Regions from separate parts of the Homo sapiens genome. Here region 2 is linked to region 1. A link is a contact called in ENCODE Hi-C or POLR2A ChIA-PET data. All regions are on one chromosome and are shown on one strand. The core of a region is the stretch at or near the end of the contact, and the rest is flanking DNA. Distances in the headings are between cores, read along the strand shown.

Evidence for each region. Hi-C counts contacts between places; a loop is a spot of excess contacts on that map. ChIA-PET counts read pairs that join two places held with the same protein, here RNA polymerase II (POLR2A). Pooled maps may share reads with other maps.
Region 2: a pooled map shows a loop between it and region 1 (2.8-fold over the local background). The contact joins the enhancer-like site here to the promoter of PKIG in region 1. A Hi-C loop is called at or near these places in 1 of 37 single-sample maps with no recorded cell type and 4 of 50 pooled maps. POLR2A ChIA-PET finds 5 or more read pairs at or near these places in 1 of 52 experiments (activated B cell).

The regions. Positions count from the first base shown.
Region 1 is chr20:44,580,305-44,584,972 of GRCh38, forward strand. It overlaps PKIG (cAMP-dependent protein kinase inhibitor gamma), which reads left to right and starts at 2,275. Exons shown (of 4, transcript NM_001281445.2): 1 at 2,275-2,427.
Region 2 is chr20:45,051,206-45,055,643 of GRCh38, forward strand. The region is part of intron 10 of STK4 (serine/threonine kinase 4); the gene reads left to right. Among named protein-coding and RNA genes, the nearest start is that of KCNS1, 48 kb to the right of the region's middle. RefSeq lists a silencer at 625-694. Within about 2 kb of position 2,071, at least 7 of the 41 ENCODE cell types and tissues checked have a DNase peak (open chromatin) inside an H3K27ac peak, as active enhancers do.

The sequences.
Region 1 (4,668 bases), core at 1,025-3,524:
TGGGTTACCAGGCTGGTGTTTTTTTGTTTTGTTTTGTTTTTTGTTTTTTGTTTTTTTTTTAAAGACAGAGTCTCACTGTCGCCCAAGCTGGAGTGCAGTGGTGCAATCTCGGCTCACTGCAACCTCCATCTCCTGGGTTCAAGCAATTCTTCTGTCTCAGCCTCCCAAGTAGCTGGGACTACAGGAACACGCCACCACGCCTGACTAATTTTTTTTGTATTTTAGTAGAGATGGAGTTTCACCGTGTTGCCCAAGCTGGTCTCAAACTCCTGAGCTCAGGCAATCCACCCACCTCGGCCTCCCAAAGTGCTAGGATTACAGGTGTGAGCCACCGCGCCCGGCCAGGCTGGTGTGGTTTTTATTCCACAGCAGTCCTACGTCACATTGTCACATTGTTGAAAAGCCTTCAGATTGACAAACTCCCTCCTAATATAGCCTGTTTTCTTGGATGTTTTCTGATAAGCATCTGTGTTTTCTGAGAACTAATAAAAATTCTTGTTAAACCACAAATTACCACAGCCTCTTCCTTACCTATAGAGAGCCGCTTTCCCAGTAAAGCTCCGGTCCTACCTTCCCATCACCATCAAAGTGGCATTGAAACAGATCAGATCTGCTCCTTTTGAGGGAGTTAGTTGAAGCCCAGTCTTGCTTCAGGCCACACAGGATTTGGGTAGCAAAGCAAGGAAAGCAGCCTCTCTGACCTAGTGGCCTGAGTGTTTCCTTTCCCAGGCTGGCTGCGGCAACCACTTTGAGAAATGGCATTGGCATTGGCATGTGTGTGGCATGTGTGCTGACCTAGTTAGGAGTTGAGGCTTCATTTCTAATTCTGTCCCTTTCGTTTTGAGCTGTGTGACCTTGGGCATGTCACCTAACTTCTCTGTATATGTCTTCTTATCCAGGAAGGAGAGATTAATAATGTAGCCTCATAGCACTTATCTGATTCTCCTAAGGATGTTATGAGAATCAAATGAGATTATGTACAACGAGAGCAAACATTTATTCAATACTTAGTATGTACCAAATACTTTCAGTTTCCTTACATGTGTTTTTTAATTCTCACAATCCTAAAACAGAGGCACTAGTATCCCACTTGACAGTTAAAAAAACTGAAGTTCAGAGAAATTAAGTCAGACAGGACTCAGATCCACATCTGTGGCTCCCAAATGATGTTCCTAACCACTATGCATGTCACTCGCTCCCCATTGTACACGAAAGTAGAGAGATGTTCTTTGTCTTTACCATCAAGCACTCTCCAAATGCAAGAAATGATCTCTCGTAACCACTGCTGTTCCATGTTGGTCCCTAAGGACACTTATAGCCTGTTACTTGTTTGTCTTATCTTGTAGTTTATGCTGCTGCTTTTCATGTCCCTAAGGACTTGTTCAGTGAATTCTTTTGGTTTTACTCCCAGAGAATCTGTTCATCTCCTTCATAAAGGGGGTTAAAGGTGCCCAGCTGAGCCTGGCATCTTGGGCAGTGGCCTCTGACTTCTCCAGGGTTCTTCCTTCCCTCAAGCATGTAGTTGGGTAGCTTGTAGTAAAATGCTCTATAATGCATTTGTTTATAAGTTCCCCAGTCACTGATTTTTACTCATTGAATCTCAGAAGTGGAAAGCACCAAAGCCAGCATTTTGTTGATAGGGAAACTGAGGTCCAGAGAGGGATGTGACTTGCTTGAGGTCATTCATTCAGTTGAAGGCCTGACCAAGACTGGAACCCAGTTTCCCAGGGGACACACCAGTGCTGTTTCCAAGCCTTCCCCGGGGGCACACATCACCTCCCCTACATGAAGGACAAACTCATGTACTGTGCCCAGCATGTACCTAGGAGACCTGGGAGAAATGAAACAACTTGGAAAATTGGGCAGGAAGAAAGAGATGGGTGTGGGGTGGGGTGAAGATCTCCACCCTAACTAGTATATTATATACCAAAGAAAGGAATTAAACACACAGGAAAGCAGACAACCCACTAAGAAGCAAAGGAATTTACCCAGGAACCCTGGCTCAGTGAGTGGATAGGAAGCCTTTTGTCACTAAAGCTGCAGGGTTGAAAATTGAAGGAAGGATATTAGGCAAGCGTGGTGGCCTGGGATGCAGTTACAGCCCCCTGGCTCATTGTCCAAAGGAAATGGATCTCTCCTGTGGACAGAGAGGTGGAAACTGAGTGAGTGAGTTGTGTGGTTGACATCATCAGGCTGAGCATTGGATTACAACAAATGGGGACTTACTTGGCCCGAGACATGGGAAACACCCACTAAAACCTCAAAGTGCTTTTCATTTAGGAGACACGGGGAAGAGACAGAGAGGAGGGTAAAGTGAGAATCCTGCCCGCACCACAGGTCTGGACTGCTAACCTTGAATCCTGGTTTCTTAAATTCTGCCTCCGCTTCTGACTGAGGACCACTGGATTTTGAGGAAACTTTGGTCTTGTAAGTAGAACTTTACTCTCCTCCCCTGCCCAACACCCCCAGGGAGAAGCAGAGCTTGGAGGCAGAGCTCTCTGGAGAGCTTGCTTTCCAGCCTGTTGGCCACAAAATGTCTATTTTTATATAATGATATATGTGAGCTTGCTCTGAAAATTATGGCCTTGTCTGAAACTGCCTAAGGCTAGTCGGAGCCTCCAGTCTCACAAATGGGCTCCATTCAGATGCTGTTTCATTTTTACTCAAAGAACTTTGACAGAGTATTCAGAGCTTTAAAAGCAGCTCCTTGCTCCAAATATAGGTGAAGAAATAAATCTTCCCTAAGAAATTCGTGTTTGTAAAACCCTTTCTTTTTTTCTGATTACAAAGGTGGTATAATAATTTTTAAACATTCTAGAAAGAAAAGTCTCCGAAAGTAGTGAAAATTCCCTATTATCTTCCCCCTCAGGAACATGGTTGTTGTGTTAAATTTCAGTTACAGATATGGTCAGACTCCATGAATTTACCACATATAAACCCAGTGCTGCAGCAGCTGTGTGGAAAACTCCAAGATGGAAAGGGGTTGGAAATCTTTAACCTTGGGTTTGCGATCTTTTTATTGCTTCCTTTTAAAAATTTGCTGTTTATGCCTGGAATATAAACAGGACATGTAAGCCTTTAGGCATTTTATTTGTTGGTATCTGTTTTCAGGGTTTGAAACTAAGCAAGCTACTCTGTAGAGAGGGAAAGAGGGGGCCCTTGCTGTACCCAGGTCCCTTACTTGGTGGGTCCCTGAACTGAGGAGGATTCCTAGGTGGCTTGAGATGGCTTGCAGTGTGCTAACAGGGGAGGTGTCCCCTCTTAGCAGGTTAAGTATATTTGAAAAGTTACAGCTAACGGGAAGATTTCAGCTTCAACAAAAAGCTACCATATATTAGAAGGGTCACCCAAGGAAACTGTCACCTTGGGCAAGTGTTTCACACTCTCTGGGTCTTGTTTCTTTATTTGTACCTAATGAGGGGACAAAACTAGATGATCTCTGTATTTCCAAATTCAGTATGAAATGAACTGTCCATATTTCTTTTCCCTTTGTATTGGGCCCTTATGGCTTTAGGAGCAAAGGACCCTAGGTTTTCAGTTTCCCAGAGTAGCTAAAAACGGGTGCCTGTAGGACAGTTAAAAGAAGACATAAAACAGGCAACATTAAGTTACTTCTGAGTTTTTATGGGTCTTTTTCAGATTAGGTGTTCTTGAAGAAAGAGAAAGAAAAAGTCTCAGTGGTAACTGTATGTGCACACGCATACACTAGCACATACACTTGGGGAGAGAGGAAAGAAGGAATTGGCATTATTGAGTATCTCTTAAGCACTAGGCCCTATGTTATGCTCAACCCTTTACAGAGCACTAGATGGTCAGTATTATTCCCTAACCCCATTGACTGAGGACAACCATCTACTTATATGTTTTCATATTATCCTGAACTAAACTGTATTTACATAATTACTGGCATAACTTCAATTCCCCATGTCTCCACTAGACCATCTGCACCTTCTCTGCGTGTCTGTCTAGCCCATCACTATGCCCCACTGCCTAGTAGAAAGCCTGGCACATAGGTACAAAGGAGACACAACTTAATTTAAACTTAAAGCCCGCCATCCTAGTTCCTCATTTGGCAAGAAAGAGGGAGAAGAAGGGGGAAAATCCCTCTATTTGCCCCTCTTTCATCATTTAACATAGAGCCACCCTCTCCTGCCACAAGGGAAGGATAGCCACAGCCAGAGTGCAAAAAAAAAAAAAAAAAAGCAAAAGACGTCAGATCTTGAATTTTGAGTTTCCAAGGTGCCGGGTCTTGACAAATTAAGGTTTTTGCTTTGTTTTGTTTTGTTTTTGTTTGTTTGTTTTGTTTTCTTTAAGGGCATCAGAGACCCTAATCCTCAGGAAGTTGTGGTATTTAGAAACTATTTGTTTGAATTAAGGTCCTAGTTAATAAGAGGGTTCTCAAAGGCCCTTGGCACTTCTTTTTTTTTTTTTTTGAGACGGAGTCTCACTCTGTCTCCCAGGCTGGAGTGCAATGGTGCAGTCTTGGCTCACTGCAGCTTCCACCTCCCGTTTTTGTTCAAGGGATTCTCCTGCCTCAGCCCCTCGAATAGCTGGGATTACAGGCGCCTGCCACCACGCCCAGCTAATTTTTGTATTTTTAGTAGAGATGGGGTCTCTTGGCACTTCTAAAGCTGCAGTCTTCCCCAGCATTTCATCCCATGAAGGTGG
Region 2 (4,438 bases), core at 821-3,320, 470 kb after region 1:
TGTCTTGATCCTTTTTTTGCCAAGCAAAATTGATTGTTTCTAACCAAAAGGCCTTTAGTGCTAGACTGAAAGAAAAGTAAGGTGGTCCTTCTGTGCTGGTTGTATTTTATATAATTTGGCATCAAGTACAATGCTTTTTATTTTTCTCTTTAGTTTCTTTCTTTTCTCTAGCCTTTGATGGTCCAGGCCTCTTGTTGCTAGGGGGCTTTTTGGGAGACAAATTCAAATCCTTACTGTCTAGCTCATTGTTATTGTATCTTTTAGTGAGTTCCTTTTTTCATGGTAGTTCAATAAGTGGTTACCAGGGGTCTTTCTTTGACAGTTATTACTAGCTTCTCTTGTATAGTGGGATTTAGCTGTGGGTTGATTTGTTGTGCTGGTATGTTTTCAACTGCAGCGATGCATTGCTCTATCACATGGATTCTTTTTATAGCTTCATTAGAGGTGTTTTAGTTCCTCTTTTGAATATTTATCTGAGTATCTTAGTACCTTGGCAGTCACACTATCCTAAATTATTATAGTGCCTTCTAAAGTAGATTTTGTCATTGAGGCTTATGTTTAGGTCAGGCTTGCAGGCAGGGAGACAGATTATGCCATTGTGGTTGAGAGGCATATAGTGGTTAAAACCACTGGAGTTATTCTGTTAGGGCTCATAGCCTATCTTCTCCACCTATTATGCCACCTGTCTAACCCTTGATTGTCTTATCTGTCAAACATGGTAAAGTCATACCTCTTTCATAGGGCTGTCGTGAGTATCAAATGAGATGCAGGTTGCGTAATCCCAAATCCAAAAATCCAAAATCCAAAACACTTCTGGTCCCAGGCATCTTGGATAAGGGATACTAAACCTGTAATGCACGTAAAGCACCTTTAGGACAATGGTCCTTACTGCTGGCCTGCAATAAGCACTTAATAAATGTTATTATTTTCTTCTTTTTTGGTGTTGGTTTGCTCTTCTATAATGTTACAATGCTATTTTGTTAACCTTCTAGTTGTAAAAACACACTCATTATAGAAAGTTTAGAGACTGAAGAAAAGCTTAAAGAAGAAAATGTCTCTTACAACTCTTCCACCCCCCCCAGCAATAATAATTACATTTTAACATTTCCTTCCAGTTTTTTAATACTTAGATATTATTTTACACAGCTGAGATCATTCTGCATGCATAATAAATCTTGATTTTTTTTCACTTAACATATCTTAAACATTTTCTCATATCATTAAAAACACTTGTGAAATCATTTTTAAGGGTCACATAGTAGCCCATCACATTACATTCTTTTGATTGATTTAATCATCCTCTTTTTACTTGGCATTTAACATTTGGGGCTTTTTTGGTTGGAGTTGGGTTGTTTTCAGGTCGTTCTAATATATTAAGCCAGGCTTTTTTCTTGTCAACAGGAGGTTTGGGGATTGAGTCTTTGTGATTGTTTTTATTGTTGCATTTTTTTGCCTGTTGAGTGTGTGAATTAAGCTGGGGTTTTAACCATCAGCACCTGCGCTCTCAGACTCTTGCCACCACCTTTCTGGACAATCTCCATGCTCTGCTTTTTAAACTTTTTCTGATGAGTTTCTTTTCTTCTGTGCTAGAAGAAAGATGAATGGAGACTATGTTTGGTGTTTAGGTTTCTGACCCGGCAGTGCCATGTGAATGCCCAGTAGCTAGCCAAGGTCAACAGCACTGCCTGTTAATGGCTTTTTACTGAAGTAGTCCTGTCGAGCAGTTTCTGGTGAGAAGACTATCCTAAATTGTTCTTGACAGGGTACACTATTTTTGTTTCAACTTCTTATTTTTCCTGTAAAGCTTGGTTTAAAGTATGTTGAGACTGAATTTATTTGTGCTTTGGAATATAATGAGATTTTGTGCTCTTTTCTTTCAGAAAACTAGCCAAGAACAGCAGTCTGGAAAAGACATATGTATCCAAAATTGCCAGGGAAACCTGCTGTGTAGATACGCTTTCTGAGAAACCACATGGTAAATGAATGTCATCTTTGTCTCAGAACCACAGTAGCCTGGTTCTGCTGGTGGATCGTGCTAGCTGATTTGAGCTGGGTTTTTAACTCAGTTATTGAAATGGCTTTGAGAGCAGGACTTAAATGCCTGCGGTTTTTGACCTCAAGAGGTTGCTTAAAACAGTATCAGCCTGTGTGAGCCTGAGACTGTTTTTCATTTCCTTTGTTTGGTTCGGAGACTGCTTGATCCATGGCTGCTTGGCAGGCTTCTTCTTTAGCGTTCATTCTTGTGGCCATTTATTCTCTGATATTAAACTACAGGATAATTTTAATCTCAACTACATGGTGAGAAAAAGAGCTGAGTCCAGACTGGCTCAGAAATGGAGCCTAAGAACTGCAATAAGTATCCTAGCACCTTAGGCCCTAGGAAGGACTGTTCCATAGTTAACTTCTGTGTGGCTTCACTGTAAGCACAGGTGACAGATGGGCATGTCTTGAATTCCTAGAAGCCATTGTCTCTCTCAATCATCTGTTCCAACACTGTATCAGAGAATGATAAACTTTCAGAATTGAAAAGGGTCTTAAAGGACATATTTTCCAGCTCTTGCTATATTTCCAACAAGAGGCATCATCTCACATTTGCTTGACTACCTGCAGTCATTTCTGAGAAGAGGGAATTCCACAAGTTGGAAGTAGTTCAAATCATTGCTCAAAGCTGTGTGTAAAGATAGTAGTTTTTTTTTGTTTTTTGTTTTTTTTTTCAGCCAAAATTTGTCCCCAGGGAACCTCTATCCATGAAATTTTGATTACTTCTCACAGGAACTTTAGCAAAAGTTAGTTGGGATTGTCTGGATTTTCCGTTTTGCAGATAGAGAAAGCCACCATCTCTTTCCCCTAACTACTTAGTACTATGGTAACTTGGGTTTAGGAAAATTTGCCAGTTCATTGTTACCAAGGCAAGTGACTAAATCGTGGGTTCTCTGTATGCTAATGCTGCCCCGCATATAGGCTTTACTGCTGTCCGTGCTTCATTCTCTCTCTGTTTAGCTGAGAAAATGAGTGTGAAAGCACTTAGCCAATAGTAGTAGATGTTGGGTGACATTTCATTAAAAGTGCAGACTCCTGGCCAGGTGCGGGGCTCACATCTGTAATCCTAGCACTTTGAGAGGCCAAAGCGGGAGGATCCCTCGAGCCCAGGAGTTTGAGACCAGCCTGACCAATGTAGCTAGACCTTGTCTCTACAAAAAATTAAAAAATTAGCCAGGCATGGTGGTGCCCACCTGTAGTCCTGCTACTCAAGAGGCTGAGGCAGGAGGATCACTTGAACCCGGAGTTTGAGGCTGCAGTAAGCTATGATTGCACCACTGCACTCTAGCCTGGGCAACAGTGGGACACCCTATCTTTTTTTTTTTTTTTTTTCAAAAAAAAAAAAAAAGGAAAAAGTACAGACCCCAGAGTCAGACAGAACCTGATTCAATTTTGATTTCAACCACTTGCGGGCTGTGTTAACCTCAATGGATTATATAATTCTTCAAACCTCAAATTCCCCATCTGTAGCACTGGGTTAATAATTATAGCTGTAAGATTTAATGAAGAGCAAATGAGATTAATACATATAAAATACTTAATGTATGGCTGCTAATAATGAACAGTTAATGCTTAAAAAATTCTGGCTTTTATTATTGCTATTGTTACTATTCCTGTAATCACTGTCCAACAAGGTCCCTGAATCTGCCCTCTCATTAAGGCAATACAGGCAGAGCTTAACCTTCTCTCCCACCTGTCCTTGTGATTTCTTCTCTCCATAGGACTACCCTTGGTATTCATTTTCACCTGATTTACCAAGAATAGCAATATAAGCATCAAAAGAAGGGGTGGGGATGGGCATGTACACAATTTCTCTGGCCCCTGGATATCCCTGCTTCTCTTACATGGGGAGGTTTCAGGAGTGACCTTGTTACTCTGCCGTGTTGTCAGAACTGGAGGTTGGGCGTTAACTTATTTTTTCTCATTTTCCTGCCTTTAGGGAAAACACGTATATTCAGAAATATCATGGTTGTCTCTATTTTCAGAGATGGTTTCATCCTCTGTGGCTCTGTCATTTGAGTATGTGTTTTTAACAATCTACTCATTCCACTTTGTCCTTGTGGTCTAGATTTCTTAGTAGTCAGTTTTGTTTGGTTTCACTCCAGATGTAGGTCTCTGCCGCTTCCCAAGACATCTTAATTTCATGCACATTTAAAAATTTATTGGCATCAAGTTTCAGATTTTAAAATTTGCAGTATCTGTATTTATAGCTTGCTTTTCATTCCTGTTATTTGTTTCTTCTTTTTTTTCCGGGGGGTGGGGATCAGTCTTATCAAAGTGTAATTTTTTTTTTAAGCCCAAACCAGCTTTTGGTTTTGTTGATCCTTGCTACTGCACATTAACTTTTGAATTCATTAATTTATGTTCTTACATCATTTTCTTCTTTCTGCTTTCTATG